Linked DNA regions of Mus musculus: region 1 is linked to region 2. A link is a loop called in an ENCODE intact Hi-C map of the cell type or tissue named here. Cell type or tissue: left cerebral cortex. All regions are shown on one strand. Links, peaks and the distances in the headings refer to the core of each region. The heading gives the core; the rest is flanking DNA.

The links. Hi-C counts contacts between places; a loop is a spot of excess contacts. Peaks named below come from ENCODE experiments on the same cell type or tissue, not always from the same donor. Only the 100,000 strongest peaks of a DNase experiment are listed, where the experiment ranks them.
Region 1: it touches region 2 in a loop (8-fold over the local background); 23 of 42 quality-filtered maps call a loop at or near these places.

The regions. Positions count from the first base shown.
Region 1 is chr10:109,854,765-109,871,570 of GRCm38, forward strand. Nav3 (neuron navigator 3) reads right to left here. Exons shown (of 38, transcript NM_001368815.1): 6 at 12,167-12,235; 7 at 8,988-9,127. Among named protein-coding and RNA genes, the nearest start is that of Nav3, 140 kb to the right of the region's middle. In left cerebral cortex, for the core only: CTCF peaks have their summits at 6,722 (motif pointing left) and 10,156; DNase peaks (open chromatin) are centred at 6,697 and 10,156; H3K4me3 peaks cover 218 bases.
Region 2 is chr10:109,757,836-109,774,641 of GRCm38, forward strand. Nav3 (neuron navigator 3) reads right to left here. Exons shown (of 38, transcript NM_001368815.1): 13 at 12,357-12,489; 14 at 11,327-11,603; 15 at 9,094-9,802; 16 at 6,683-7,171; 17 at 2,652-2,693; 18 at 1,054-1,214. Among named protein-coding and RNA genes, the nearest start is that of Gm40757, 170 kb to the left of the region's middle. In left cerebral cortex, for the core only: a CTCF peak has its summit at 8,009 (motif pointing right); DNase peaks (open chromatin) are centred at 6,965 and 7,998; H3K27ac peaks cover 642 bases.

The DNA of each region.
Region 1 (16,806 bases), core at 5,170-13,169, 99 kb after region 2:
TCCCCAGATTTAAACTCTATTTCTGTTTTTATTCATGATAATCCTGAGACAAGGGTATCTACTATCATCCACACTTTAGAGATCCCCAAAGACCTTCTATTATCTGTCTCTCAGCATACATTTACATGTTTACTGATTTTACAAAATTACTGTCATTCTATTCTGCTTTTTCTAGGAATATTAACCAATTTGATTTCATTTCTCCTATCTACAGAACCTAGTCTAATCATATCATCTGCTAGTATTTACTGAGTGGCTTCTGGATTTAAGGCACTCTTAGTATAATCATGTTAGAGCAAAGAAAACGGACATAAGGCAAACCTCACTATATGGTGACATAGGTCAAGCATCATAAGAGCAGGGTATGTGGAAGTCATGGTAGAGATAATGAGAGTTGCCTGAGCTTACATGGAGGTGCCCAATAAAGCCAGGACAGACGACACAAGGAAGATATATAAGTGCTCAAGGCAAGAGGACTTCTCATGAAACATTTAGGAAGTACATATTTTTCCATTTACTTCCATTTATAAAGACTTATATACATATGCTAGAAAATAAATTTGTGGGGAAATACAGTCACCCAAAATCCAAGCACGCTCTTCTTGAAAGACAGTTTAGAGGATCATGAAAACATCACCCTGACTTCATCAAACTCTAACACCTTGCCATCAAAAGCTATTTGTGGCACTTTCCATTCTACAAGGAAAGTAACGGTAACATTTCTAAATAACCGTATTTAAATCTATTCTTTCACAACAGCCCTATAAGGTGAGAAGAGCTTATGTTTCTAGTTCAGCACACTTGGTGAGTTTAAGTAACACAGTCAGTAGTTTACCACAAACAAGGGCTCCTGCACTGTGGGACCCTGTTTCTTCATTTGAGTGACTGATGTGTATAGCACAGTGGACCTCCTAGTTTAATGGGATCCATTGCTTTCTGGACATATTAGTGCATGTGTACTGTGATTCAACAGGTCTTTCATGAGATTGAATAGACTATAGATTTAAGCTTCCAGATAATATAATTGCTACAGGTCACAGACCATGTTTGGAGTAGATAGAATTGAATTAATTTATTTCCCTGCTTCTTATTATGATGACACCTATGTTGGTCAAATTAGGTAATGTTTCATAATTACACAGTATTAATATGTTTGGTTTCATTGAAGTCTGAGAAAACCTTACTCATCTCTGAGCTCATCTGGGGATTAAGATGTTTGTGGCAAAGATTCAATAAGAACACATAAAGCACACCATAGATTCTAGTCCCCTTTCTCTTCATTTTAGCCATGAAACTAGTTGGGTCTACTATATATTTGCAACTTTGTTTACAAGTCAAAAGTGTCCTGAATTTGAGGAGGTGGGAGTAGTGATAAGGATAAAAATCAGAAAGAGTATGTCAGAATGCTTTTGAAACAGCTGATAGACAAGAGAAGTGATGCTGTTCCTTTCTTAGAAAAAACCAAAACAAGCTAAGGGCATTAACTAAGTAGACCATAGACGGCCAAGTACAGAAGAGGAACTTCAACATCACGACACCTCAGAATGAGACCCAGGAGACTGTAGGTTATGACATTCACACAGCACAGCAACAGTCATGGCAACAGCTGTAAAATTGGCTTCAGTTGAGTACACACATCTAAGACACTCTGCAGTGCTCAGCTCTCAGCCTGTCCCCAGTCTGTCTTTATACAGCAGCGATAAGGAGCCTTGGGATTCTTTAAAAGGACAAAGCACAGGTCACTGAGTATCAGGCAGATGCCTGGGCAAGGAAATCTCCCAGGACTCCTCATGGTAGAGTACATAACAACACAGCTGAAAAGGCAGTGTCTGTCACTTCTCCAGAGTCATTCAAGTGGGAACCTTTGGTTCTGCCAATTATATATTCAATAGTAAGTAAGTATCCTGCATTCAGTGATATGATTCTGAAGGTAAATAAGTTAGCTCCTAACTATAAATATATCTTGATATAGGAAAATATGACCATGTAAAGTCCTTCAAACAATCTGATTGTGCCTTGCATGTTTATGGCCTTTTTCTGTTTATAGTGATTGATACCTCTTATCTCTGGTCTCCAAATGACAACTTTTCTTTTAATCTTCCTCTTCTACCATCTAGATACCAACAACCATCACCAACTCTAATCACTAAATACTTCTTAATTTAGTATTCTAAGAATTTTGTGAAATTGTTTTGTAAACATGCCCTTGCATTAAAACCCATAACAATCATTCATGTTACATAAGTTCCTTTGCCAGAATGAGAAAACTGAAGTTTTATGAAACAAAGCATGTTGCTCTCAGTAACACACATAGCAAGAACTCAGGGCAGCCCAAAACATTGGATTAGACATATTCTGCCCCAATAGGTAGAGGAATTCTCTACTTCTCTGTGCTATACTTTTTCTATAAACCCTGAAATTTTGATGATATTTCTCACCAGGGAACTAAATGAGTATTCATTTGAATCATATTTGCCTTCTTCACCACTAAGCAGAATTTAAATATAAATAACTTTGGAGACATTGCCCAGTCTACAACTCTACTCTGAAAGTTTGCTCCACATATCACTCATATATAAAATGACACTATATACTAAATTCATGACTACAAATGATCTAAACTTAACACATCAACATCTGGCTTCCTAACCATACCAGTATCACTAAGTCAGGAGTAATTCCAATCTACTCTTAAACTTGATCCATTGAAATAAATATGGTGGTTGCAACAGACATGGGGAGATTAGGAATAGATCCATTGGTGAACTTCAGTGGTTTAGAGCTTTGTTCTACATTGTGGACTGCTATATCTTCACACACACACAAACACACACACACACACAAAACCACAGAAAATATTCTAGACTTGTACATCTATTTTTCACTGCTACGTTTCTTAGTTAGTTAAAAGAAAGCTAGTGTTTTATTTGGAACATGCTCCCTGTGGAGCAGGCAACATGTTGATGGTAACATTAGCTCAGATACAGGACACCTAAGCACAGTAATTTGTAGAAGGAAAGAAACAATGGAATTACCGGTTTGTGAAATGTTTCAGCCATTGTTTCATAATGACTCAACAGAAACCCTGGATGCTGTCCTTTCTGCCTATGCTCACCAGTACCACTTGCAAAGACAGAGACCGACTTTGTGAAGGGATATGATATTTGGGATGTTTCTACTTACCAGCCAGCTTTTACTATTTGCAGTAAGGAATGAAATTCCTCAGTATGTGTGCATGTGCACATAAACAGCAATGCATTTGACCAGGGCTGCCCAATAATATTTATTATTTCTTATATGCTCATAGTTGAGCTAATATAGTACTAGAAAACACAGATTTCAGAGATTATGGTATTGATATATTTTATAGTAAAGAGGAAAAAAAACCATGATAACCACAATGAAATTCTTAGTAATTCAAAATAATAATAATTAAAAGCTATGCACTGAAGTAGTTAAGAGTACTTTCCATTTTTGTAGACGACCCAGGTTAGGTTCCCAGGACCCACATGGCTATGCAAAGCTATCTGTAATTCCACTTCTGGTGGTTCCAATGGCTTCTTTTGGCCTCCATAGGCACAAGGATATGCACGTGATATATGTGTCCCCATGTTGGCAAATACTCATATTCATAAAACAAAAACAAATAAATATTAAAATAAATAAGTATTAAAACATATGCATTATCTAGGAAAGTTTAGTTCTTTATTATTCATTTTACAAGAATTAAGAGGAAAAAAGAACCAAGCAGAAAACGTACTTAAGAGGAATGTATTATGCCTAGCTGAGAATAGGTATCTGAATTTCAACAAAAAAAACAGTGCAAATCTCACGGTAATTGTAATGGCTTACAACATTGAGTCAATGTGTTGCTAGATCTCTGACATCAACCCTACTAATCCAGGTTGGGTATAACTAAAAGTCAGAAGGCTCCACACTAGAAGGTGCTTGATTCTGTCCTCCTTAGAGTATGAGCCATCTGGGAAAAACAGGGAGAAGGCTCTGGCATTCCCTCTGGTACTGTGACAAATCTCTTAGCAACAAGGAAAAATTCCTCTCTAAGGAACTGTGCCAGGTGACCTAGGTTTATAGCTCAGAACTCAGATATGTAGCTCACAACTGGGACACACACAAAACCAGGGAAATTGACATTTCCAATAACCGAGTATTCTCTTTCAAATGTGTCACCCAGATTTTGTAAAACAAAAGCTAATTTGTTAACATTTCTCTAAACACATAAAGAGTATGTCCAAATGAGTCACAACGTGGTTCTCACGAGGTCTAATTCCTAGTGATCAGGTAGGTGGTTTTCTTCAGAGGTTGCATTTGTCTACAGTGCTCTTTGAGAGTGCACAGGCTCAGATAAGCGCTGATATCATCTTGTCTTTCATTGTTAGCTCTTGAATGGCAGGTGATCAGAAGAGAGTGAAGGATTCTGGGAAGCTTAACAAAAGACACTTTCTTCATTTCACCATTTGTTCTGAGAAATTTGTCCTGACACTCCACTTGAATAGAGCAGTGAAGGCACTGGATTCTACTGTGACACTTCTATCACAGTCATCTCTACAAGTAATACCTTATGGCAAGGTGAGCTTATATTTTAACTCATGTGTTGAAGGGAGCATACATTTGGCAGAATGTGTGTTAGAATACTCTTGGATATTGAAGTGAGGTTTGTGTTTCTCTACTGATTCCATTAGGGGTCACACCATTTAGAATTCCTCCTGTATTCTTCCACCCCCAATCACATCAACTAATGCTACTATGCTTTGAATAAATAAATATTTATTGCACACTACAAATTCTAGAGGTTTCTCAAATTATTTGGTTAATTCTTCAGACAAAAGAAATATTTTAATTTGAGATTTTTTTGAAGTATTGGAAGGCACCCAACCATAAGTTTCAGTCACACCAGGCTCTGTTATGAATCTATATCCTTGGCACTGAACTGGATCGTGTTAAACATTCATGGAACATTATAATGAATCCCATGTCTCAAGCTACCTGATCACCAATTTCTTTAAATTAGCAGACTCAATTTCTTTAAGTACTAAGTGAAAGATTTTAAAGTATTAAATGTAAATGTTTCAATATCTAATAACTACAATGAAATAACCATCTTATTTATAACATTTAAATAATATACCTTAAACTCCTTCATTATAAAACTATAACATTTATAAAATTTTTTTTTACAGTTGCCATCTCTCTTGGACACACAATAACAATTTATTAGCTGATGGACTATTCTTTTGAAAATTATTTTTAAGATGCTGCTTGTCCATTGTCTGTTGGAGGTCTGCTCTTTTCTGAAGATGAAATGGAAGGAGAGTAGAACTGAGAGAGAGGGAGGTTGGTGGTAGAACTGGGAGGAGTAGAAGGAGGGAAACAGTAGTTTGGGAGTATAGTTTGAGAGAAGAATCTATTTTCAATTTAAAAACTTGAATAATTTTAAATATTTATATGCCTTTTTTTCTTTTTTTTTTGGATATTTTATTTATTTACATTTCAAATGTTATCTCCTTTCCTATTTTCTCAGGACCCCCCATCCCATCTCCCCTTTCCCTTGCTCACCAACAAACCCACTCCAGCCTCCCTTCCCTGGCATTCCCCTAGACGGGGGGCACTGAGCCTTCACAGGACCGAGGATCTCTCTTCCCATTGATGCCTGACAAGGTCATCTTCTGCTACATATGCGGCTTCAGCCATGGGTCACTCTAAGTGTACTCTTTGGTTGGTGCCTTTTTTTTAATATGGTGGTTTGAATCCCCAAGGCTCATCCATTTGAAGGCTTGGTACTCAGCTGCAGGAACTGTTTGGAGAAGATTAGAAGATGTGTCCTTGTTGGAAGAGACATGTTACTTGGGGTGGACTTTGAGGTTTCAAGAGCCATGCCATTCCCAGTTAGCTTAGTGTTTCCTGCCCTAGCTCTGCCTATTGGTTGTTGCCTATAATTTGTGAGCTCTAAGCTATTGCTTCTTCACCTTGCCTGCCTGCCTGCTGCTGCCAGGCCCCTTGCCATGGTGGTTTTGGACTCTAACCTTGTAAAACTTTACGTTCTCAGTAAACTCTTCTTTCTATACTTTGCCTTGGTCATGGTCTCCACAGCAGTAGAAAGGCAACTAAGACATGTAAACACTACAATGTCCTAATAGCAAAGCACTGAATCCAAACATCCTAACTTAAAGCTTGTGTCCCTAACTAGGAGACAGGGTGTGTTAAAATTTATTCCAATGTAATATTTATAATATTTTTGTTCTTGTACTTTAAGATAATTTATTAGAAATACAAAATAGCACAAGATAATTATAAAATGGCATTGGATCCAATGACATAAATAATTCAAATATAAGGACACTGTATGAGTCAAACAGTTTCCAGATGCCTGCACTGTATCATGTGAGCCTATTTAAACTTATTGGCAATATATAGACACTTCGTGCCCATATTTTATATGTAACAAATGTCTACAAATCTGTAAAATGATCTGTAAAATGTAGCTTCCATATTTCACAATTCAGTTTATGGCTGCACATCCTTCTCCCATACCCTTCCAACCCAAAGGGGACAGGTGATGCATGCCTCATTTATGCTTCGAAATGGTTTGAAATTTTCAGTTACTTCTATTTAAAGCGAAAAGTGAACATACTACATTCTCACACCTTTGACTTTCTCAGTTAAACAAGCAAGGCCACCTACTACATTGTATCTGTCTCCATCTTGTGGTGATGAGAAATATTGCTACACACTAATGTTAGAATTGTGTAGAAGTTGAACATCCTTGAAATGAATGGTTTGTCTGTCTTGGAGTTTTATTTCAAGATACTAGAAGTAAAAAGACTTTGAAATTACAGAAATCCACCACTTCACAACTTATCTTTGTCAAAATGTCTAGACTACTTATAAATCTCTTTTCTAGAACTAGTTTTGTGTATGTGTTGAAACTAATATAGTATTTATATGGTATCACCAACACACACATATATAAACATATATGCACACAATATGTGCATTTATTCATTTATTATATGGCATATGTACATATGTATATGTATATTAGCATGAGTGTTTTAAATAAATAGTAGTAGTCTCTGTACACCACTGTTTGTAAGCTCCTTCTACAAACTGTATATAATATATTTGTAAAATTAGCTTGAACCTGTATAACACATTCTAAGGTCAAAAATGAGGGAAAATATTTCCATGTAGTGTTTTTATTTTCCATTTCCTTTCTTACCAAAATAGTAAAACCTTTAGGATTATGCCTTAATTTAAATGAAAAGGGAAAAAAATCAATGTTCAAAATTACTGAGTCTGTAAGAGAAGAGTAATTGTATTTGTATAAAGTATCGTTTAAAAAAAGCCAAATCTCTTTTGGATTGATCCCTACAGCGATTTTTTCCCTTGTTTCAAATTGTTCATTGGATTCCTGTATGGGTCACGATAGCAAATCAGGAATGTAAAAAGCAAGTGGGTTTCAGCATAGTCTGAAAGCTAATTGATCTCACTGCTATGCCAGCATTAACTTTGCGATTAAACTTTTGAACTTGCTAAGTCCTTACGAATCATTGAATGCTCAAACACTTGTCTACAGAAGGAGACTTTATTCTTAATTTTAAATCCTTAGACTCCAAAATACACAGTACTATACTTCCACGTCCCGTCTCACCACTGGACGTAAAAATGGTGAGGATTTCAGGGATTTGCCACTTTGCTCTCTAGGGATTATAATCTTCTAAAATTTGCCTCAGCCAAAAGGAAAGGTTGTCACAAAAAGCACCTCCTCCAACACTGTCCTCTTCCTGTTGTTGTCTGAAGGAGAGAACCCAGCCTATGTACATACTGAATCAAGTGGTGACCATCTAACCTGTGCAAAGTAGCACACACTTGGTTTAACTATTCAAATTAAACGTCCTGGTAGTTGTATTGATTAGACAGAGGAATCACTTCTTAATTTAATATACTCTCCTACATAAGGCAGGATCCTATGAATAGAAATAGTAATTTTACTGACTTAGAAACCCTGCTCTAGTAGCCGCAGTATTTACAAAGCCCGGCTTCTTGATTCCCCCAGGATTTGGTTTACAAGAGACACATCCATTCAATTAGTCCCTAGTCCAAAAGGGGCAGGTCCAAGCCAGTATCTTTTAAAATGTATATTTTGCACATCGTAGAGAACTGTGTGGCATGCAGATCATCTATAAGCTAGCATTCATGTGCCCATACTCTTGTCTTTTTTACATATTCATTTTTGTGATTTTATATTTTTATTAAGTATTTATTTTTAAGAAAACATGGATACAGACAATTTTGTGCTTGGGGAAAGCCGAGGTCATAACATTTACAACAACTGCTACTTTCAAATAAAAGTTGTTTATCACAAACATATATCCGCTATTTGTAGTTCTTATTGTTTTAAATCATGGTCATACTCCATCATCTTGCCTAATTAGGGACTTACTATATAGGCCCACAATGGCCTCAAATGTGAAGGAGCCGTCTGCCTTATCCTCCTGGTTTAGAGATGACAGGTATCAGGACCATAGCCTGCCCATTGTGTCTCAACTTTGGATGCATCCACCCTAACAGCTCCCCACATTTTGTCATGTATGATAAGTGACATGAGGACTCAAGTCAATTAGAAATAGCATTTTGATTTTAGGACGAAATTTCTTTAAAACTTGAAAGACATAAGAAAATGCTATTTATATGCATCTGGGGTAACTATTTTTTTGTGAAACAGATTTTAGGCTTGGCTCTGTAGTGAACAATATATTTTAAAGTACAGATCTCATTCCCTTAAAATGTTCTGCAGAATAGAAAGGTCCAGAAGGAAACTGGAATTCATGATGGTGGGGATTGGGAAACTTCTGATAACATTCCAGCCCCCGAGCTGCTCCATTGATCAACTATTAAAAGCATTGTGTGCCAATTCACCAGACATGCATTGGGCTCCGGGCAGGATGACATGACAGGTACACACTTACCTTTTTCATTTCCATTTGCATAATTTGGAGGCTTGTTTTTGTCAATGCTGTTAAAGCTCTGACTTCTCCTATTGAGATTGGAGGCTCCCTGAGCCTTGTTGCTGCTGCTCGCAGCTGGCACCCTAGAGGGCCCTGGAAGCCTGAAATAGCATAAAAAACATTACATCATTAGTGTGTACTCCAGAAGTTAAGGGGAAGGGACGAGTGAGCGAGAAGCGGTGGTACAGAACCCACAATACAGGATCAACTATGACGTACTTAACAGAAAATGATAAACAGTGATAAACGGCTGGACACAAAGTAAGAGACGATCAGAAAAATCTTGTAACACTTCTCAATAAGAATGTCCTCGAAATAGGAAAAATAAAATAAAGCAGACTTTAACTATAAAAATAACCTTACTTAAATGAATATAAGTTTATACTGAAAACACCGTAAAATTATATGACAAGGAAAAACAGTAAGATTTAACCTTATAGAGTTTCTGTGATATTACTTAGATATATGCAGTTGCTTAATTTTTCCTTTCAGTTTATGGAACATATTTTCAGCTACTGTAGCTTTTCCAAAGACTTAGAAATTAGTGGCAACAAACACTATTGAACAAAAGGCAAACAACAATTTTTTACTGACTAGCTAAGCTACTAAGTTACAATAAATACTTGATGCCACAAGCAAAGTCATGATTATACTATAGGTAGCTGAGCTGTCTCACAAAAATCTTCCATTCTCTGGTTAAAAAGGCAACTGAGATTTTTTCACCTGTGGCCACCTCCTCCCATAGGACAAGAACAGGATGTTAGCCTCTGAGGAAGGAAATCACTGTTAGTAGAACACAGTTGAAATATACCTGAACTGAAGGCAGTTTCAAGACATTGTATGCATGCAGGACAAGTCATGTGGACAGGCACCCCATTTCTATTATCAACAGGGTAGCTTGATGCTTGAAACCTGACACTTTGATTAATTAATGCTACTATTAAGTTTCAGTTTGGCTCAATTTACATTTTATTATGCTTTTCTTCAAAATTTCACGTGTCAATTATTTCATGAACTGTACCTATTTTCTAGCTTACATTACTGTTGTGCCAATCCACAGGAAATAAAACCGGAGCTTTTGACATGTGTGATAGGAATACCAAAGGCTTTGTGGGCATGTGCTGCCACCGTGTGAACAAGATTGTACACTGCACTGGAAATTCTTGTTTGAACAGAAAGATGGATCGATCCAAAACCTAAGAAATACAGTGCTGAGCTTTTCACAGATTTTTTTAAATGAAAAATTTTAAATATTTTTATATGTTTTATGTCCAAAATGTCAATCTATTTAACAGGACAGGTTTCAACACAACTCCACTATGCTACCTGACTTTAAAATAGCAAACCCTTAAAACAAAGGTATCTTTTATAACAGGAGAATCACACAATGCAATGAGCTTCAGGAAAATACAAATAATAAATGGGCAGATGTTACAGACAGTTAAAAGTTTCAATTTTTAAAATATACCTTAGAGTTTAAACACATATGGCTAACAAATAGGCTCTTCACCTATTTTGCTAGTTAGAGGTTGTGTCATACGCAAGATTAGAATCTTTTCCAAATGGATCCAGCTCTTAGTTTTTTTTCTCCAATAGCTCAACAAGGGGTTGTAACTACAACATCATAACCAGACACATTAGGAATTTACAGTACCAGTGACTACTCCCCACAAAAAGCAGTCAAGTAATTAATTGGGCCAAATGTCCCAATCCCAATAAATATAAGAGCAATTTCTGTAGACATAGCCATAGACTTTGAAATTCATTCCAAACTCATGTGTAAACAGTTTGTCCTGGAACTTGCCCCGGTTGCAATGAAACTTGACCCACTTCTAGAAAGCAATTAAGATGCATTTTAATCTTTCCTGTGACCCAGGAAGCTAAGTGATCTTCAGTCCTCAGAAGAACAAATTAAAACAAATTAAAAGATACATTTGCTCTTCTCATTACCCTAATTTACCAGGCAGCCAGAGCCCCCCCCCCCCCCCCCGATCATTCATCAGAGCAATAAAAAGGGAAATGAGATGAAGGGAGGGAGGGAGGGAGGGAGGGAGGGAGGGAGGGAGAGAGAGAGAGAGAGAGAGAGAGAGAGAGAGAGAGAGAGAGAGAGAGAGAGAGAGAATGCATGACAGAGAAAAGCTGTATTAGAACAAAGAACTTAGGATATGTTTTATAACTCCTGTGTGCACAGGAGCCATAAATGTGCTTATTATTCACATATGCTTAGCATGTCACTGTCCTCAAGTAGAGCAACTTATGCCATTTATTGCTATTTTTATTAAATAATTTTAAAATATATTTCTCCCCAGAATAAGTTTTTACCGTTGTGGAAATTCATACAAAAAAACAAAACAAAACAACAACAACAGAACAAACAAAGCCAGGGAAAGTCACACATGGACTTAAGCTATCAGAATCCCTTACAAGGGAGCATTGAGCAGCCTGATTCATGACTGAAGCAATGGCTAACATTCCACCACTACATAGCTCCTCTGGGAGTGGGAACATAGACAGCAGCACACAGGAGAGTGCAACCCCTTGTTTTGGTTTCGCTCAGCTGGTTTGAACTCCCATTATCCCTTTTTATCAATTACATAAACAACAAGCAAGCATATATATATATATATATATATATATATATACATACATACATACATACACACATATATATGTATATATATACATATATATGTATATACACACACATATGTTATAAAAGCAGAATTTTAGGTTATTTTAGATAGACTCTCATCTTAAGTTAATTTCTCCATATATGCCTCTTTCAAAATAGTTAAAAATTCTGTTGTGAAACTTTCAGATTCTGAGACCTTGAAAAAGATCAGGGAGGTCTTATAAGGTCCTTGTTCCTCACTTGCTCTAAACGAAGGACACAGCCTCTGCCCACCATCACTGTGTATTTCCTAAATCTCAAGCAAAGCCAGACCTCTAAACCCACTTAACCACCGAATCCACTCACCCCACAGTCTCCATCTGGAAGTCCACTTGGAAGCACTGAGTGCTCTAAACTTAGGGCTCTCAGAAGTAATCATGTTTTCTAGATCTTAGAGTGACCGGACAGAGTATCAGTGGCATTCACGTGAATATCACTAACAAACAATAGATTAGAGACATGAACTGACCTAGTAGGCTTTTTCTGACTGGTTGCAATTCCACTGTGTTTAGACTGAGCTGCATATCTGGCTGTCAGACTGTATGAGGAGAAACAGAGAAATGGAATTAAAGGAATTCTTTGAACATGGAGAGAAAGTACAAACTTACAACAAAGTTATGAGTCAATGAAATGCAATTGGAACACACAGAAACATATATGAAGAACAAATTAATCAGAAAATTATGGTAATGCAACACAAACGCTATGAGCTTCACTTATGAATGCCCCATGAATGCACCACCGTTCTCTTGGCAAAAGTGCTGACTTTAAAATTATGCTGAGAAATATTAGACATTATAAATACTTAATAATATTATTTTATCTTATAGAACCTTAACCTTTGACTGTTAAAAACGTTTTTAAAAACTCTAAAGTTTCATTTACAGGCTAAAATTCCTATTTCCAGAATAGTAAAAGGAAGAGATGATGAGATGAAATCTCTAATTTGCTCTTTTAAAGCAAATGTTTTGAAAAGCAATTCATTAAAAACTGAGTTGATAACCCATATGCTATGGTTAATACCTAATAGCATATAATTTTTACAAGAAGGTTAAATTACAATATTTTTATTGAAAGAGAGCTGTGTTCAAAAATTTAATAATAAATAGAATTAATTTCTAACAAAAAGAAAAACCTTAATGTTTCTGATAATGACTAAACATTTTAATTTATATTTAACTATTTTAGAGTATGTGTGTGTGCGCATGCATGCATTTCACAGGTTCATTTATGCCATACAATATATGTGGTATCAGAGAATAATTCTGGGATTGACTTTTTCTTGTAAGCTTGTAAGCCTGGGGTTTGAATTTAGGAGGTTTTCAATCTGTACACTAGAGACTATATCTATTGATATACTCCACTAGCCCCATAGGCTCAGGGATTTGAACTTAGGAGGTCTTCCAATCTGTATACTAGTGCCTATACACACTGATACACCCCATTAGCCCCACAACCATTTTTTTTAATTAAATACTTCACCCAAAGGAACATACGGCATGATTATTTAAACCAAATTTGAAGATTAACACTTGATCTGCAAAACACAAATTTGTACCTTAAATTGATGTTTATCATGCTAAAAGTTGAAGATATGGTGTTTAGAAAAAAAAAGGTAGACTCTATAGATCCAACTGCCTGTTGGTACACCCATTGTAGCTGAGGGTAGATGCTGTCATGGAGAATAACTTCCTAGGAGAACTATTTTATCTACAGAATCACATGCTGCTCTGATGCTAAGCAAGGAGGATTTAGACAAAAGAAACTTTTTTTTTTTTTTTCCTTTCTGGTAGTGTGTTTTGTTCTCTGTCTGCTCCTGCCCGCATTGTGAATATGCCTGGTCTTACTGCAGCCTGGAATAAAGGGCGCTCATTCTCATCTGAAAGGCATTTTCATGATGATAGAGCGCATCTTTTTCACATCCATTGTTTGATACATTGCTATTTATGTACAAAACAATCTGCATTTTAACTATACCATGAACTGAGACAAGTGCTAAGCTACTAGGGTGTCAACAAAATCATAGAATAAATGTAAAACAAAGCTGTTTCAATACAATCATGTAGAAGTTAAATAAATAAAAATAGAATTTCAAAAGCAAGCAAGAGGAGGAAATCTCTTGACTGCCCCCAGGAAAAGGACCACCTACAATTTAGGGACTTATTCTTATACTCCTGCACTGAACATAGACAAGACCAGTAAACATGATAACAAAACAGCAGGCTTTCCAGTAACTAAAAGCTAGCACATTATTTCGATGAATAATGTTAAAAGAAATAACATAATTCTGCCATTCAATAATGAAAAAGCAACAGCAAGTTCCAGAAATATTAAGTGACTTTGCCCAAGTCAGTTTGGCTTCATGGCTGTATTTCTGATGGACTGTGAAAGTATATTTCACATGATGACTGTTTTTGTAAAAAATACCTCTTAATTCATTCAATTCCTTGATACTTGGCATCTTCCATTTATCTCTTGCCTTTGCTAACCAATTATATGTACCGCTCCTCTTTTGTCCTGTTTGGTTTTCTGAGTCATGGTCACTCTACATAGTTCATGCAGGCCTGGAACATGGTATGTAGCACAGGCTGGCCTCTAAGTCATGAGCCTGTACTCTCAGGGTCCTAAAGATTGGGGTTACAAGTTATTGAGAAGATGTGTGAGGCAATTATTGTGGACATCACTGGGGTTTTATTCATTTCAGGACTTTTTAATGTCTTGGTATCTATCAGGTTTTCTATTTGTTACATCTTTTCCCAGCATGGCTAACTGACCCACACACAAACACTCTTACTTTCATTCCATATCTTTCCATCAACTGTTAAAGGCATGGCCTTCTCAACACAGAGTATGGCCTGCTTCCTCAAACAATGTCATCTCTTCACTTCTGATTAAGAGTCCATCTAAATTTCCTGCATTAACATCTTTATATGGTAACATTTATATCAGGTATCTAAAAGACTTGCCCAACTGCATCATCTTCAAGCTCACCCACCACAACCAACTCATGATTTGTCTTCATAAACCTCCAAAGTTCCAATACATTTTTTTATTTATTTATTCTTATTCATACAATCATTATTTACTGTGTGCTCATGAATGGCCTTTTCCTTTCCCACTAAATCCCTGAAGATGAGTCAGTATGTAGTCACTCTGTTAGACTACCAACTAACCTGTCCTTAAGTTCTCCAATCCTCATGTTTATTAAAACTGACTCATTCCCTCAGTGTTTTTCTAACACACAGGTAACCAATCACATTGGCATCACCTGGGACTTATAAGGGACATACAGTCTCAAGTCCCAACCTATACATTTTGAATCTGAACTTGCATTACAACAGGGCCCTCATTATTTTCTCTGTACAGTAAAACTTACTTCCATAGTGGAATATATGCTCATTTTAATTACTCTCTTATGAACTGCATAAATACTTTGAGAAAAAATTACTTCTTAGTAATGAATAAGTAAGATAGAAACTTTCCATTTGTAAGTTTTTAAAGTAAAAAAAGTACACATGGCTATTGGGATAATTGACTTAGTACTATGTCCCTCTCATTATAATAAGATTATGTCCATTCACTGACTAAAACAATGTATGGATTATTTAAAAAGGTGCATAGTGACCACTGGACATGTATTGATTCAACACTCAAAAGGTTTAATTTATTAAAATTAGGATTAAATGGCAATAAATGGCACTTTACTTACAGAAATACATTCCCCAAAGCCATGCATATTAATTTATGTTTTCATCAGAAAATGTATAGCTGGATATATAATTGAAATTACATTTACTTCAAGGTTATATATACAAACACATAAATAAAAAAGGTAGGTGGGCAAAGAGTGATGTGTGAAATGTTTACTCTCAGTGCATAAACTAAAAGTCTAGGAGTAAAGAGCTAGTGCATTGTTCATAACTCAGATGCTGGAGTTAGACCACTATGGCTGGCTCTTCATTTACCTACTCTCTCTGCCTGTTTCTTCATCTCTTTATGACCCTGATAACCTTATGTACACAAATTTTTTATGAGACCTTAATTACACATCCTTTAGAATGAATGTCTAGGTCAAACACATCATATAATAACTGAAATCAACATGAAATGAAATTCATATTCACACTGAAGAATCCCAGGAGGGTCTAAAATTCTGATGAATCCTGTAAAACATAACACTATTTCTCAAACAGGAGCCTGTCTCCTGATGCTTCATTATCTTCCCAAACTACATCCCTTGTTTTATTCCAGTCACTTTGGATATTATAGTAGTCTTACTCAAGAGCTCACATGTATAGTCCTTTCTGTTTAATGTCTGAGGCTTCAAATATGGTTCTTGGTACCTAAAGTGACCCCACTTCCAACATTACAGGATATTATTTACTCTTATTAATTCCTGAAGTCAGTCCTGTGAACCTTTTAAGGGCCTTCACCTACAATGAATCAGCAAGCACTGACTCAATATGTCCTAAGAACTAAAACTTCCAGAGTAATCCTCGAATCTATGTAAAATCCAATGGTGTCGTAATTTCAACACTGTTTTATTTTATGCTATACAGATTAAATGAAAATATAGTGATATGTAATAAAATAAAACACATTTATAAAATAGTATATTTCAACAAGTGTCTTATGTTTATACATATTGTAATATTCACAAATAGTTGAAAGTTCTAGGATAAAATACCTCAAAGGATAAGGCATTTCTTGGCAGAGCAGTTCGCTTTACATAGGTAGAAAAAAAACCCTGTTCTAGTAAAGAATGATTACAGGAATAATCTCTCCATTATATTTCTTTCTTTATTAATATTTGGGACCTCCAACTTCTGTGCTGAGTTATCCATTATTCTGGTTTTTTTTTTTTTTTTTTTTTTTGTTCCTTGTATAAATTCCTCTGGTTTGACTCCTTACTCTCTAATGTTTATGACTCCCAGCGTTCATTTTTCCATGATTCAAAAGGCCCCAGAGCAATTCCCTTCAATGTTCAGACGAAAGTCTCAGTTTATTAGATATAGAATTCCCAACAACCATAGGGTGATGTTTGCTCTCCTTCCTCAGCTTAACTTATATCCTCATACTCTGGACCAAAGTAGAACACTCACTTGATAC
Region 2 (16,806 bases), core at 3,481-11,480:
CTTGGGTCCTTTGGGGATTAAAGTTGAAGAGTATAATTTGCTATATTGTTAACTATTTGTGGTGACATTATTGAAACTATGTTTTTTTACCTGATGAAAGATGTAGTAATGAGACTACAACATATGTGACTAGACAGAAGAATCAATTTTAAAATAATAATAATAATAGTTATGATTATGATTATTATTGTGTGTGTGTGCAGCTATGTGTACTGGGAGAAGATGGGAGGCACTCCATTCTCCTGGAGTTACAGGAGACTTTGATCCACTATGTGGGCACCAGGAAACAAACTTTTGTCCTTTGGAAGAGCAGCACCATCTCTTATCTTTCGAGCCACCTCTCCGGTCCAAGAAATTGGTATTTTTTAACATCATCACTGGGTCTTTTAAATGATAACAGACTTATTTAGATATGTTTCAGTGTTTTCTCAGTCTTCTCTGTTACTGCGATATTTATATAAATGAACTCACTTCCTATAAATGATGCTAATGGCTAAGACAGCCATTTAGCTTCCAATATAGTCCCCTAAAAATGTTCACAGATTGCCGTCTCCAATGACATATTATGCCTGTTGAGCATTCTGATTTCAATCATGTTTCAAGAAATGATCTTGAATTCACATAATGGCATATTACTTTCAGCCTAATTATTTCCATATTCTCTTTGTCTACGTAACGATCATTAATTTTGTTCAACAGCAACAAAAACTAACATGTTTTACTGAATATAAATAAGGGCACTGAGACGGAATGGAAAGGACCCTGGTTTTGAGATCCGGTGTTCTGTGATTTATCCCCGCTTCTGATACTTATGTTGGTCTGCTTTGTATAGCTCAGTTTTAGTCTCAAAACAATAATAATTATATTAATTACAACTACTGAAATTAAACATTTGTTCTAAAAATAAGTGACATACTATCTGGAAATTATTCTGTATACAGTAGGCAGGATGCGGAGGCTTTATTATTTTTTTTCTCTAGGTTGTCATCAAAATCCCTGTGATAGCAGGTTGTGAAAGAAGTGGAAGAGAATTGACAATTTAGAATATTTTACCCAAGTTGGAAAAGTGATATTTTCCGGTGGCTGACGATGACATGGCAGAAGGGGAGACCAAGGGAGACTGGTTGCCAGTATCCTGCAGCCCGCCAGTGGAATGCGATCGCAGCCACTCTTTGCCTTCTTCTTGGTTGGCCTGCCGAGATGATGGGGTGTATCTGCAAAACAGCACAGCTGAGACACTTCAGCACATCGACAAGGACAAGGCAATACCAGGACAAGAAAACAGTCAAGAGGAGCTTACTGCTCAAACCGAGCACAATCGCAAACAGATTGGATCTAATTACAATTGCAAGTCCTCCAGAGTATTTGGCACCATCTGCTTGAGCCCACAGCGGAAATAAATAGTGGCATTCGAGAAGAAAATGATGATGCGTCTGTGAGATATGGACTTGAAAGTCACAAGCAAAGAGCAGACAGCCAGGTTAACGGAGAAGGAGCCCCCCCCCCCCCCCCAAGCACTGTGTTTGGAAGGACGTGAGGTGAGAACATGGCAGACCGCGGTAGGGCAGAAGCCGAGGGAGGCACAGGGACGTTACAGAACAGCATAGGAAATGGCACACACTGATAGCTAGAGTTTTCTTTCAGTTCTTTGGTTAAAATGACACTTGTCACACTCAGCACACTGTCCCTGTGAGCTGTTTTCTCTACATCTCTTTCTCAGGAAAAAAAAAAAAAAAAGAAATGTGTAAGATAGGTTCATGCACATGAACTCAATATTTCAGTTTATCTTATTCTGAATTGAATAACTATTTAGGGCTTGCTAAATGGCATTAGACTAATTGAAATTTAAATGAATTTGGTAATTAATAAAAGCAGAGGTGGAAAGCAGATACTGGGACTAAGTTTTTATAAAATAGTGTATAAAATAACACCTTAACTGTCATACCTGCCCTGTGATAATTGTTTTTTACTCCATTTATAGCATACTTTAGCCTTTCATCCTTATTTTTCACAAGTGCAGACTATATAGTTTTATTTTTCTTACATATGTAAAATTTTGTTTTTCTATATATGTATGGCTGTCGTGTGTGTGTGTGTGTGTGTGTGTTGTGTTTTTACATGATTGTGGAGGTCAGAGGAAGAAATTGGGTATCATACCCAATTACCTCTGCTTTACTCCTTTGAAATAGGGTTTCTACGATCTCACCAAACCCAGAGCTATGGGAGCGGCCAGGTGAACCAGTGATTTTCCTGTCTCCATTACTGCCCATGTTGGCGTTTCAGACCATGTGGCTAGACTCAGATCTTTTATGTGGGTGCTGGTATTTGAACTCCAGCCTTCACATTTGCTTAACAATAATTTTTACCAACTGAGTCACCTCCCCAGTTTCACTTTTGACAAGCTCTTAATACTTCATAATCTTGATATCCCTACTGGGATTCATGGGAGTCACTACCTCCATCCTCACTGACATCTCTTCCTAAAGGAGCAGTCACCTACACTTGAAGCCAGAGGAAGCATCAAGATTAAAAGTGATTTCATCTCCCTTGTTGGGTGCTATGTTAGCAAACAAATGGGAAGAATAAAGAGACAGCACAGAAGTTTACATAACAACAGAAAAGGCAGCAGTTGTGCTGAGAGAAATATATACCTTAGTCCCTTTTTGGGTAGTGTATTTCTGTCAAGCTGCATGCTGTTAAAACAAAGAAAACCCCTAAGGACATAATGCAAACAAAATTTCCAAATCATATATCCAACAAAATTGCATCCTCCAAATTATACAAAGTAACCAACGGCTAATGCGCACATGAATACCGAGCTGACTGGAAAGGCCAACTGGCTGACTGGATCTTTGTCAGTGCAATAAATACGGAATTTCTTTCTATCCTAGTGACACTCAAAACAATTAGAAGGCAAATTCATTCTTAAGTCATGTTAGCACAACTTTCCTGTGGATGCCGGGGTAACCCCCCTTTCCTGTGCAGGTAACTAAACTTTTACTTCCACTTCCTATGCAGGATAAACAATGAGAAGACCTGATACCTGCTGTCAAAGAGACAAGACCCACTAATAAGAGAACGTGAAAAAAAATCACATAGTAGTTGTATCTTCCTTTTCTGGTTATTTCTAATAAGAATAAGGGTAGCTTTGTCTCCCATGGACATACAAGAGGTAATTTAATATATAACAAGTATTCTCTTTGAACAATGTTTACAGTATAATTCATTGAAAATATTTTTAACGAAGTGAAGCTATTTCATCTTTCATAAGTCGTTGATTGGGTACTAAAAGGATTGCATACTTTACCATCAACCATCACTGTTTTAACTAATTCCCACTCAGTCAGACATATGGCTAGAAAGGTCTGGCTAAATAAGAGCAAAAGGACTCCCTGAAAATGGAGAAGAGAGGGAGGGCTCCATTCTAGTCTCTAGCATGCAGATTAGCAAAGCACAAAATGGAAGTGGGTATACATAATGGTTGCTCGCTTGTTTAGAACATCACATGATCAGAACTAAACACACAGTGTGTGCACAATGGGGATGACAGAACACGAATGCAGACAGACTGACTTAAAATTGAATCACTTGAAATCAAAGCTAAAATGTTTTCTTCCGCGGGCACTCCACCCATTATGCAAGGTGTAATCACCATGCCAATGATTGGTTCTGGTCATACATTGGGATTATAGAATTTCCTAACTAGTGGAAATAAATGTACTGAAGGAATTATGCTAAACAAATAAGAAATTTCTAAATATGAATTTAAATGGTCTGTGTATTGATGTAATCTAAAGCCATTTTAAAGATGATTTCTTTAAAATATTTTAGAAAGTGAGAATGTTACTATTATTTTGCCACTGTTGTATAAAGCAATTACTTGTTGATATGGTTATATAAAAAATTACTTGTCTATATGTTACTGGGAAATTTAAAGAAATAACAGAGCAAATAATTCCTTTAAATTGAGTAATATAGAACCATTTCCTAAACTCTAGGCCAGTGATTCTCAACCTGCGGGTTGTGACCCTCTTTGCAAATGTCTATCTCCAAAAATATTTAAATTATGATTTATAACCGTAGCAAAAGTATATTTACCAAGTAGCAACAAAAAAAAATTTATGGTCACCACACTAGGAGAAACTGTAATAAATAGTTGCAACATTACAAAGGTGGAGAACCACTGCTTTAGAAATCCATGACAACACTCTGTTGGCCTTTCTGCAAAGGGTCAAGAATGGCCAACTCCAATATAAGCCATGGCTAGGGAGGTCAGGACAACGAGGACAGTGGGGATATCAATCCATGCACTGTCTACGGCCAAGGATTGTAATACATAACACAGATGTCACATTTCACATTGAAGGACAAACCAGAAAATTTTAAGGTTGTCTATGACTTAAGTTACTTAAAAAAATTATATATATATATATATATATATATATATATATATATATATATATATATATATATATGTCACAGTAAAGTAGAATAAAACAAAGCAATCTGGGTTAGTTATAGTCAAATAACCACCAATGACTAAATCTTGTTTGCAGGGAAATATGAAAAAAAAATTTCATTTGTATTCATTTATTTTTTTTTACTTTTTAAATTTTAGGGAAGAATAATATGTAAAAGTTGGAATTATTATGAAAACCCACTGAACTATTTATTAGTTCTTGGATGTGAAGATCAAAGTATAAAAAGAGAAGTCAAGAACTTATATATTCCTCAATATCTATCATGTGTGTCTCAAATTTATTTTTAAAAAAAAATCACACTTTAACACAATATTATAGTTTCAATTTAGTTATGAACTGAGCAGTTATGTCAGGATCTGCACATAAGATTTTCTTAAATAGACCACACACTTCCTCATATGCACTCTTAAAGGTTAAACTCTTAAGAGTTAAAATACAGATAGACTTTGAATTTTCCTTCCAGGAAAAATAAAGAATATACACCATGTTTTCATAATATTAAAAGAATGTTCAATGCAACCATTTGCTGAAAGGATCTGGCTACTGTCAGCCTTATATGTTATTGAGATATTCACACTCCATATATGTAATATTCACTAATACACTTAAATCATATTTTAGAAGTCTGTATTTCAATATTTTTTATATTCAGTTAAAACTTAATCGATTTCCATTATTCTACAGCTAGAATAATGATTTGCTTTAAAACAGTAACTAACCATATAGTTATTGCTATATTTCGATAATTAACATATTTATAGAGTGGAGCTAAACTGTGAAAGAATTTATTGAAACTGAGTTCCACTACAGCTATAAAACTTGTTGATCTTAAGATGTAGTTTTGATTTGACAAGTTCTTGATTAAAACTATGCATCTGACCATGTTTCTTAGTATTTACTGTTTGAATGCAAAAGGAAGAGATTGATAGCTATACGCGATCAATATTATATTTTCAAGTTTATAATTTTAAAATTATTTGTATTTTGGAGCTTGATTATGGCTAATGAAGTATGACCTGTTTGTCTGATTTGGATGTCAGCTAATTTGTAATGCTTCATATATTGTGTTTCTAAAACCAGGATACATTCATTTACTCAAATAAGACTGTTAATACATTTTAAATATAATTACGTTTATTTGTCATAAGTTTTATCCATGGCGTGTGATCGCTTTGTAACGACTGAAGCTAGAATCTGAGATGCAATTGACAGCTTGATTCTTTGGATGGATGGACCAGTTCATTTTACAATGGGTGTTATCACCAAACAAAAAGGGAAGTGGGTATGTTTTAGTCTGTAGAGCCCAGTTGTCCCAGCTCAGAATTTTTATGAATGAGGAAGCATACACTCTGTACTTCCAAGACCCTCACAGTACGTACTGAGCATCAATGGTTCATTTATGTATCAGATACTTCTAGGTAGAGGAAGGGCCATTTGCTGACTCTTAGTGTACACCGAGGTGATAGAACATTACGAGGCCGTATTTCACTCCTAATTTTGAATTTCACAAAGGCAAGAGAATCCAGAAGAAAATACTTGGAAATAATTAGTTAATGGACAACTTGGGCATTGCAGACTATGTCTTGACAAGGGATTTAACTTATATTTTAAATTTTCAAATATTAAAATTTGAAAGTCACTCCCTGGGCTGGAAGCCCAGGGAGTGACTTAAGCTTATAACATCTGTAGTTAGGTCTGAGGGTTTATTGAAGAGAGGGCTGCTGCTCAAATATACTCCTCAGAGAGCATAACCGTAGAATCCATTTGAACTTGGTCATTAACAGAGATTTAATCATTCCAAGGAGCTGTGTTGTCTTCAATCTCAAGCCAACCATTAAAAACGTCTTGAGAAGATATCACTCACTCACTGCATGAATGCATACTTTATATTTATACCTTAATATTTATATATTATGCACATATTATGCAAGTTGCCTATTCACTAAAAATGTTGGTATTAAGCAAATTATCCAATCACCCTATCTTAAATTTGATAATAATTTTTTACCTTTGCAAATTTGATAATAAGAGTGAAGAATAAGACTGGTCTCATCAATATTAACTGTAAATTTAAGTTCAATTTTATGTCAACGCATAGTTTTAGTCACAGTGGGGATCGGGGGAATTTAGTAGGGTAGGGTGGTGGTCACAGTGCAGGAAGAAGGGGATAAGGACTCATGGATGCCTCCAGGAAAGCTCACCTTTCTGAGAGAGTAGATCTCACACTACCCGTTCTCATGAGCAGGCTCTGCACCTCGTGAGTGCCTGTGGTCAGTCCAGACAGGGAGCCATGATGGCTGAGGGGCAGGTCAATGGACTCAGAGCTCGTATGGAGACTAGTCATGGACTGGTAACTTGGAGTGTCCTTGCTGCCGGCAGAGGAACTGCTCAGATTGGCAGCCCACACAAGCCCACCGGATGTGAAAGAGTGAACCGACGCTGGGCTGGAAGCCAAGGAGTGACTTAAGCTTATAACATCTGTAGTTAGGTCTGAGGGTTTATTGAAGAGAGGGCTGCTGCTGCCACTCAGCCCACCAGCACTGCCCATGCTTCCCGTACCGGACGACGGTGACTCCAGACTGCCTTGTCGGGCTAAAGAGGTACTAGGGCTGAGCACTACTGAGGAGGACTTCGCCCCCTCAGTATTAGGTGCGGAGGCAGATTTGCCGCCTGCCTTGGCACCGAACAACCTAAAAGAAAAACAAATAACAACTTGAGTTGTTCCAAGAGACTCACATCCACGTTTCCTAGGGTTTCAGTCCACAGAGCCAAGTGTGCTTTGGAGTCGTGAGCTGCCAAGCACGTCCAGCCTCTATGTTCCTGAAGGTGACATGACTGGCTTTTGATTAACCAACTACTAAAAAATTAAAAATTAAAAAAAAATCACTTACGATATCTTAAGTAAGCACTGGCCTGGAACCAAGGTGGGCAGCAGTGAACCCACCTTGGAAAAAAAGTCAACATGATTGTACTTGACTTTTACGCTTCTAGTGATCAAATATTTTGGCCGTTTTGGCATTACCTATCTGCAGAACCATTATAATGAAACAACTTCTACGCATTCGATATATGATGCTTAAATGGATTTTCATCTTTTTAAAAAATAGATTGTCTAAAGGGGACATTTAAGGAAAGGTTCAAATATGTAAGGTAATGTTTAAGAGGCCTGACTGGCTGGGCTGGAAATATTGGATATTGCTGGACAACTTATGGATTGGTTTGTATCTTCCCATGGAAAGACCATAGGGATTTCCGTCCGTTGCCAGAGCTATTCAAATATATATACTTATAGCAGTGATTTAAAAATACCATTTGTACTAAGTTAGCTACTGGAGTTTAGCTCAGAAAACATTTTAGTTTTGTAAATGAAGCAGATGACATAATCAAATTTATGCAAGTATGGAAATAAAATGGTATGAAGAAATGGCAGAATGGTTACTAATTCAGAGGCAATGAAATCCATTATTTCCTGCAGTGGAAGATTTCTAGGGCGAATATGAGAAATTGTTTCATAGGTAATGGGCCACAAGAGGGCGCTCTTGGCTCTCACACAAGCAGTGAAAATATTTACTCTTGCTACAAGCTATAATTTATTCTTTCTAAGAACTGTCACTTCAAATCATTCTTCAGAGTTAATACTTCTAATGACAAAATTTGACTACTGTTTCTCAAATAGTTATGTTTCTAAGATTACTTAATGTAAATTCTTCAAGACTCTTCTAAGAGATCAAAGTTATCAAGAGAATAAACACAAACCTGAAATATTTAACAAGAGGTGATAAATTATACTCTATCATTTTGAAGATGAGAAAACAGAGCCAGGATTATTTAACAACTTGTCTTAACTCATTAACTAATTTTGACCCCTACTATATTAAAGTATTTAAAATCAGGTAGATTTCTAAACAGAATTTCACATAATTAATAAAGTGATAATCCTGACACATATATCAGATATGCTTCCTGGTTCCTGTAAAAGGACATTGATGAAGACTTATAAAAAGTCACCTCACTCCTGAGTTCTTGTCCTATGTCAAACATGTAAATGTTTTCAAATTCTGCAATCAGACCATACTTTGATAGCTTTTTGGGTTGTTTTTGTTGCTGTTATTGTTACTATGTTAAGATCTGGTACTGTATAAATTGGTCTCTTATAAACTGTTAGAAAGAATATATCATCTATATTCATAACTGCCATTTCATTAAGAGTCAACAAGATAACATACACTAGAAGTAAATGTGTTTATAAAGATCTATGCAATTTGCTTTTTTTAATTCTGGAAAGGAGAGGTGGAAATCACTAAATATCTTTACAAGCTATCACTTTATTTCTATGAATAGTCAGTCATGTGGTTTTATGCCCGCTACAAGTGGTATCTGTATTTTAGTGTCACACTGGCTGTATAGCTGAAAGGCTAACCACTCTCTAAATGAGCAATGCTTTTACACTAGCAACAGGTGCAATCAGCAAAATAAAATCACTATATTTTAGACAAGTATAAGATACAGAATCTTAGAATATTTAGAATACATGAAAATAGTTTCGTACAGAATAAATACATGCTATATACTACCTTTTATGTTTTCCCAACATCTCTTTACATACCCTTACCTTCGAAATGTGGGCGAGGCAATATCTGGATATTTGGACCCTGGCTGTCTGAGCCCTTGAGTCCCACAGGCACTGGCAGAGGTGGGGCTGGATTTGGGGGAACCTGACAAGGAAACGCTCTCTGAATCTGACACTGCTACTTTCTCCTTCTCTTTGTCTGTTTGGTTGACAGTGACTGGACTCGAGCGCCCTGAGCCGATCTTAGTCGGTTCTCTCAGTTTGGAGGTGGTGGCCCCAGCTGACTTGCTGCTGACATTGGAATCAATGCTGCTGGTGCTCGACCTGTGGCCACCTCTCCCAGGGATTCCGCTGGTGCTGGACTTAGAAGGGCGGGGCAAACTACGGTACTGGAGGGTGGTCTTCGAGCTCACGTGCAGGACAACATCATCTTGATTCTGGGACCCGTCCAGGCTGGTTTTCCTTCCTGCATTGGACTTCCCACCAATGGCAGCGGATTTGGGGATTTTCCCCAGTGTAGCTGAACCGCTTGTGATGGTGGCACCGCTGCTGGTAATCATAGTGGAAGCCCCTACACCACTTGGCTTCTTGTATCCAAAAGAACTGCTGGCTGTCGATCTTCCAATGCCTGACGGTGGCTTTTTCCCTTCATCCCCGCTGCTTTTCCCTGCATCTGAAGGAGACCTTTGCAAGGATGATCCTTTGAGAGGAGTTTTCCCTTTCTCGGAAGCTTTGGCATCATCTGTCTTCCCTGATTAAAGAGAAACACGCAAATATGCTCGTTTGAATATTTTCACCTGAGAACACGTCCAAAGCCAAATGTAAATCATGAATGCTCTTTAGCTCTTTCTATCACCTCGGTTCTGAAATATTTCTTGTTTCAGATCTAAATAGGCATGCACTCTAATAAAATGAGAGGATTGAGTGCAAAGCTAGAAAAAAACATGGCTGTCAGAGGCACTGTGATGAACTTGGGGTGATAGAGTGTAAACATGGTACTTCCATATTTGTTAAAGTCTTGTATCTTATGACAATGTTGCCTCAGAGGGATGCCACTCTTTCCTCTCTAGCTAAGTACTAGACACAAAGTTAATCTCACTACCTTTATCATGATATTATCTGAAGTGCCCCATGATACCACATTTCAGATGACACTATTTATAAAATATGGGGAGAGTCCTAGAAGATGGATGGTGCAATTGAGCAGGATTCTTTCACTCTTTTCTTTCATCAAGCTGAACAGAAGCTGCCATGCTGAGCACTGTAACTCTCAGGTTAGTGTGGCTGCTTTCAGCTCTCAGGTTTGTGGTTCTAGGGAGTGGAATTCACACAATCAATACTAAACATATTCATTAACAAGTCAGGAAAGTGAGATATTTGTGGAGAGCTTTCAGGTCCCCGTCTAGGAATTTGGCAGGAATTTGATATCAGGTTAGGACTCAGGAAGTAGTCTCAGGATGATATAGCTGAGGTGTGTGTTCTTTGTATCTTGATGGGTCTTATTAAGACCCTGAATACGGCAATCACAAGGCCTTTTGGTCTACTATTTGTTTGTTCCTTAACTACTTTGTTTATGACCTAGAACTAACCTTATTATTTGCATGTACTTAAAATAGTATAGAAGCAGACTGGGAAAGAAATAAGCCCTTTCAGCCGCAGCACTGGGTGGAGTCAGGTTATAGTGCTGTCTAATTGTCAGCCGCAGCACTGGGTGGAGTCACGTTATAGTGCTGTCTAATTGTCTTTGTCCTTTCAGTCCTCCCTCCCTCCCTTGAGACCCAGTTGACTGACTGAGCTGTCTTGGTCAGTTATTATATTTTCAGAATTAATACTGTACCTATCCATGACCTAAAGTGACGCAGAGTGAAATACAGCACATAGCAACCCCACGCTATGAGTGTGATCTCCACAGGCCTCTCAGATTGTCATAATGCCATGGGCCTATATGACAAAGTGTGTGGACTATACAATCATTAAGAAGAACCTGGTTATTAAAGGGAGATCTAATGCACATGAACACAGATGTCAAACTGGATCACAGATTAAAGCTCTTCTGCAGAAGGTGGGCATGGTGGTGCACGCCTTTAATCCTAGCATTCAGGAAGCAGAGGCAGGTGGATTTCTGAGTTTGAGGCCAGCCTGGTCTACAGAGTGAGTTCCAGGACAGCCAAGGCTACACAGAGAAACCCTGTCTCGAAAAACCAAAACCAAACCAAACCAAACCAAACCAAAACAAAACCTCTTCAGCAGAGACTATCCCAAGCGACAAGCCTACCAGGGGTCTTGAGTGCACTTGTGCTGGTTTTCTGCCTAGCTGTAGCTGGAGTTCCTCCCTGGGCAGACATGCCTCTCCTCCAGGAGCCTGTCTGAGACACAGACAGGCTGGCTTTCTGCCCTGTCTTCTCCGAGTCTTCAGCAAGTCCAGAAGTAGCACCCTTCCACTTGGCGGCTCCGTCACCATGGCTGTCACAATCTCCCTCGGCTTTCTTCAGCTCCTCAGGACTATCCCAGGTCTCATCTGTTGTCGAACGTTTCTCCGCATCTGTTTTCAGCTGTAAAGAAAAACCTTCCCATGAAAGAAAACCTATAAAGCCTGAACCCAGAGCTGAAATGCAGTTTCAGATAACTGGAAGGAAAAAACCATGAAGCACTGATTTATACTTCAGAAGAACGCAAGAGACGATTCTATTTTTAACTACGGTCTCACTTACTTTCATCAATTTGAGCCATAGAGTTTCCCTTTGTAGATATTAGAGAATGTCAGGATTAATAATGTTCAGAAAAGCCTAATTAAACTTCACACGGGAAGGGATTCTTCTATGACAAACGTTGGCCAAAAAAGAAGCTAAGCCAAGATAGAATATATCCAACGCTCTTTCTTGATTTACCAGTCACAAGTGAGCCCAGTAGTTTGTGGTTTTTTTTCTTTTTAGATTAACCAAGAAAGATTAAATGTTAGACTGTCCTTAAACTTGAGTTTTAAATAAATCAGTATTAGAAGAAGGGAAAATGCCAATGTGGGTCTTTCTGGGTTAGACATCAGCGAATCTACCGAAGTTGCTTATGATTGTCAAAAAAGGCTGGGATGGGCATTGCTACAGTTCTGAGAGATACAACTCCAGGAAGACTAAAATAAAAACACTTCAGATTCCAGTGTTGGTGGGTCTTTATTATATCTGCTTATGTGACTTATGCAAATACTTCAGATTAAAGAATTGGACGATAACTTAACATAATTCTACAAAAGAAGAAATGGAGAAAGAAATAGACAGAATCAGTGGGGAGAGAGAGAGGATGGCTCTCACCTGAGTGTTCTTCCTGGAGGGGACAGTGATGTTGGAGTAAGAACTGATGGAGGACGTGGTGTTGAGGTCATCTGTGCTAATGTTATCAAGTGTGTCACTGAGGCCACTGCTCACAGAACTGCTGTCATCCCAGCTAAAGAAAAGACATGAAGCAGCAATGAGCCAGTCACTGGATGAACAATGTGAACCCCCCGACATTTCCACACAGTGTTGTTGTACAAAAGCATCTTCTATTGCGACAATTTTCTCCACATCCACTTTGGAAACATATTTATAAGAACTGAACATCTGAGAGGGTCTTCTAGCATCTGACTAAGACAGATGCAAATACTCACAGCCAACCATCAGACTGAGCCCGGGGACCCCAATGGAAGAGTTAGGAAAAGGACTGAAGGAGCTAAAAGGAATTGAACCTCATGAGAAGAACAATATCAACTAACCCAAGACCACCCAGAGCTCTCAGGGACTAAACAAGCAGCCAAAGAGCACATATGGAGGGACCCATGGCTCCAGATACATATGTGCAGAGAATGGCCTTATTGGACATCAATGGGAAAGGAGGTCATTGGTCCTGTGGAGGCTCGATGTCCCAGTGTAGGGAGGATGCTAGAATGGTAAGGTGGAAGTGGGTGAGTGGGTGGAAGAGCACCCTTATAGAGGCAAAGAGGAGTAGGGGAGATGGGGAATGGGATGGGATGTGGGACTCACGGAGGGGAAACCGGGAGGTGGGATAACATTAGAAAGTAAACAAATAAAATGATTAATAATAATTAAAAAGAATTGCATATCTATTAAATAATAGCCCTACTGGTATTTCAGAAGAACGGGAAGACATGGGTTTCAGGTAAACATTTGCAGCATGAATAAAAAACACAGAGAAGAGTAACTTGCCAGCTGAGTCTCTCAGCCCCCACCCACAAAGACACCCTGGAATCATAACGTACCCCAGAAGTAATTCTTTGTTCAAAAACTGTTTGCTTTAGCCAGGCATCTGAAAATCATTCCTCGCTTTCCCCATCTTAATATTACAACCATTCAATCTCGTTTAAATATCAGAATTTACCCAGTCATCTTATCCCTCACAATTCTAAAGAACACAAGACAACCTTCTATCTGGCATTCCTGTTTTTGGCCTTTGCCACACAACTTCAGCTGCTGCTTCTGTGTGAGTAAACAAAAGGTCATGTTGGGGGACTGGAGAGATGTCCCTGCTGTTAAAAGGACTCACTGCTTTTGGAGGGGACCCAAGCTCAGTTCCCAGCACCCACAAGACAGCTCAAAGCAATCTATAAATCCACTTCTAGGGGGGTCTGATACTCTCTTCTGGCCTCTGTGGATTCCAGTTATCCATGTGATATACATGCATGCATGAATGCAAAACTATTTATGAACAGAAAAAAAAATTTAAATAATCACATCTGGTCACTACATTGCCCTGCTAAACCATCACAAGTTTTTCCTCCTTTATGGTCTAGCTTCCAAAACAAAGCATGTCTCATGGGGTGCATAAGGAAATCTACCAAAGGGATAAGATGAAGATATGAACCTCTTCACATACTTGTTTGGCTATCTAAATAAGTATAAAATATGCTATATTAATAACCAAGTGCATGCTAGGTTGGACCCCATTATTCAGTCAATGTGTTTGAAGTTATGGCACATAAAAACTTCAGAATATCTAGATAACTTGAAAGACAGTAGGGATTTCAGTGTGTTAGAGGGAGACCATTGTCTGCTCATTTGCTGACTGAATTCCAGCATGTTGATACATTACTATCCATCTGTGCTTTGATATATGAATTGATGCACCATAGGTATACATACTATACATAAAGCAAAAGTAAGTCTCATGAAATGAACACATGGCTTTAAACACATTCCACAAATGATCCAAACATTGAAGACACTATTCAAATATTCATCATGAAAACACAAATAAATCATAAAGGGGACAAAATGAATAGACTATAGAAGCCCCATCCTAAGTTGCAAATAACAATGACTTACTTAGTTTCATATGACACTAAAGAAATCTAAGAAGAAAATTGAACTTACTGACATAATGTATTACTAGCAGAGATGTTTATAAATCAGACTATTATCAATAACAATTAAATCTTAATGTGTATTTTATACCATGAGAGAAATACCCAACTTTCATGAGTGCCCAAATCTTATGAATACCTTTCCTATATATTATTTTGTAACTTTCCATATTATTAGCTACAGCATCAGCAAATGCCTCGCATGTCTAAGCTTCCTTGTAGAAAACTGCCATGCAGTGTAGTTCTGTCTATTCTCTACACCAAAAGGGAGAAAAAAAATACCCATCTTTAGTAAACAAATCAGCAGAATTGAATCCTTTCTCAGTTGGCAGAGTCACTCAGTTTTTCTCTAGAAGCATTGGTGGGTTTTCAAGTCCAAAGTACCTGCATTACTTACTAGAGGTAGCGTAATTTGGATGCATGGTTTCGAAGAGCCTGAAGAGAGCCTGTATTTCCCACATCTCCCAATTCAAAGAGCCTTCTAACATGCTTTAGGTTCATAAATTAGCAAAAATAGATCATGTAATTTGCAACTTAGAACTAAGTCGATACAATTATCAGTTTTTTTTCCATTTTTTATTAGGTATTTAGCTCATTTACATTTCCAATGCTATACCAAAAGTCCCCCATACCCACCCACCCCCACTCCCCTACCCACCCACTCCCCCTTTTTGGCCCTGGCGTTCCCCTGTACTGGGGCATATAAAGTTTGCGTGTCCAATGGGCCTCACTGTAGTTTATAGCTTACTTATTATTTCTTTTAGTATTTGTACTTGTCATGTTGAATATATGAATATAAGTTATTAATATTGTATTTTGAATACCACTGTATCAATTTAAAACTCAACATCAAGTTTCTTAACAAGTATATATACCCTATCAAGAAAATAAGAGATAAGTTAAAGACTACCTGAAAGTGTTAACTTGTATCTAATAAGGGGTTGGCATGCAAAAGACATTTATATTTACTTATTTACTTACATATACACATACATGTGCATGCATAAGTATGTGAGTATGTGCATGTCATGTGTTTGAGTGCATGTGTGTATGTGTATGTATGCATATGTGTGTGTGTGTGTGTGTGTGTGTGTGTGTGTGTGTGTACGCGCGTGCATGGATATGCCATGGTGCATGTGTGGAGTTCATGATACCATATTGTTTATCAGGTCTTTATGTGGGTCCATTAATAAAAGCTATGTCTCTGACTTAGATAGTAATCTAACATTACAAGTTACACAAACATGAAAGATTGATCCAACTGTGTCTACCACCTGGCCAAGACATCACTCTGAAGGTGAGAACAGTATTAGCAATGTGAACTTACCATAAGCTATGCTAAATAGATAAAACAATTACCATTTAATTACCCTTCCTTCCCAGAATCCCCTCTCCCTAGTTCAGTTCCTATAATCCACCTAGAGGCTCTATTGGGCCCATCTGCCTTATATATACTAAACTAAAAAGGTTTACCAATTTTAATTTAATTTATTTATTTATGTCTTGCTCTTCCAGGTGCTCTCAGAGCTTAGCATCTGCTTTTGGGAACTCTTTAGGCTTCTATATTCTTTCACAAAGTTCCACTTCCTGCCATGTATCTGCTGCTGTCACAAAGCTGACCTCCATGCAACTTACAATCGGTGTGGGTTGTTTCCATTAACTTTTGCATTGTCCACCAAGCAGCTTCCAAGATCTAGATCTAGCAGCCCAGAGCAAGTTTCTTTTTTTTTTCCCATTTTTTATTAGGTATTTAGCTCATTTACATTTCCAATGCTATACTAAAAGTCCCCCATACCCACCCACCCCACTCCCCTACCCACCCACTCCCCCTTTTTGGCCCTGGCGTTCCCCTGTACTGGGGCATACAAAGTTTACGTGTCCAATGGGCCTCTCTTTCCAGTGATGGCCGATTAGGCCATCTTTTGTTACATATGCAGCTAGAGTCAAGAGATCCGGGGTACTGGTTAGTTCATAATGTTGTTCCACCTATAGGGTTGCAGATCCCTTTAGCTCCTTGGGTTCTTTCTCTAGCTCCTCCATTGGGAGCCCTGTGATCCATCCATTAGCTGACTGTGAGCATCCACTTCTGTGTTTGCTAGGCCCCGGCATAGTCTCACAAGAGACAACTACATCTGGGTCCTTTCAATAAAATCTTGCTAGTGTATGCAATGGTGTCAGCATTTGGATGCTGATTATGGGGTGGATCCCTGGATATGGCAGTCTCTACATGGTCCATCCTTTCATCTCAGCTCCAAACTTTGTCTCTGTAACTCCTTCCATGGGTGTTTTGTTCCCAATTCTAAGGAGGGGCATAGTGTCGACACTTCAGTCTTCATTCTTCTTGAGTTTCATGTGTTTAGCAAATTGTACCTTATATCTTGGGAATCCTAGGTTTGGGGCTAATA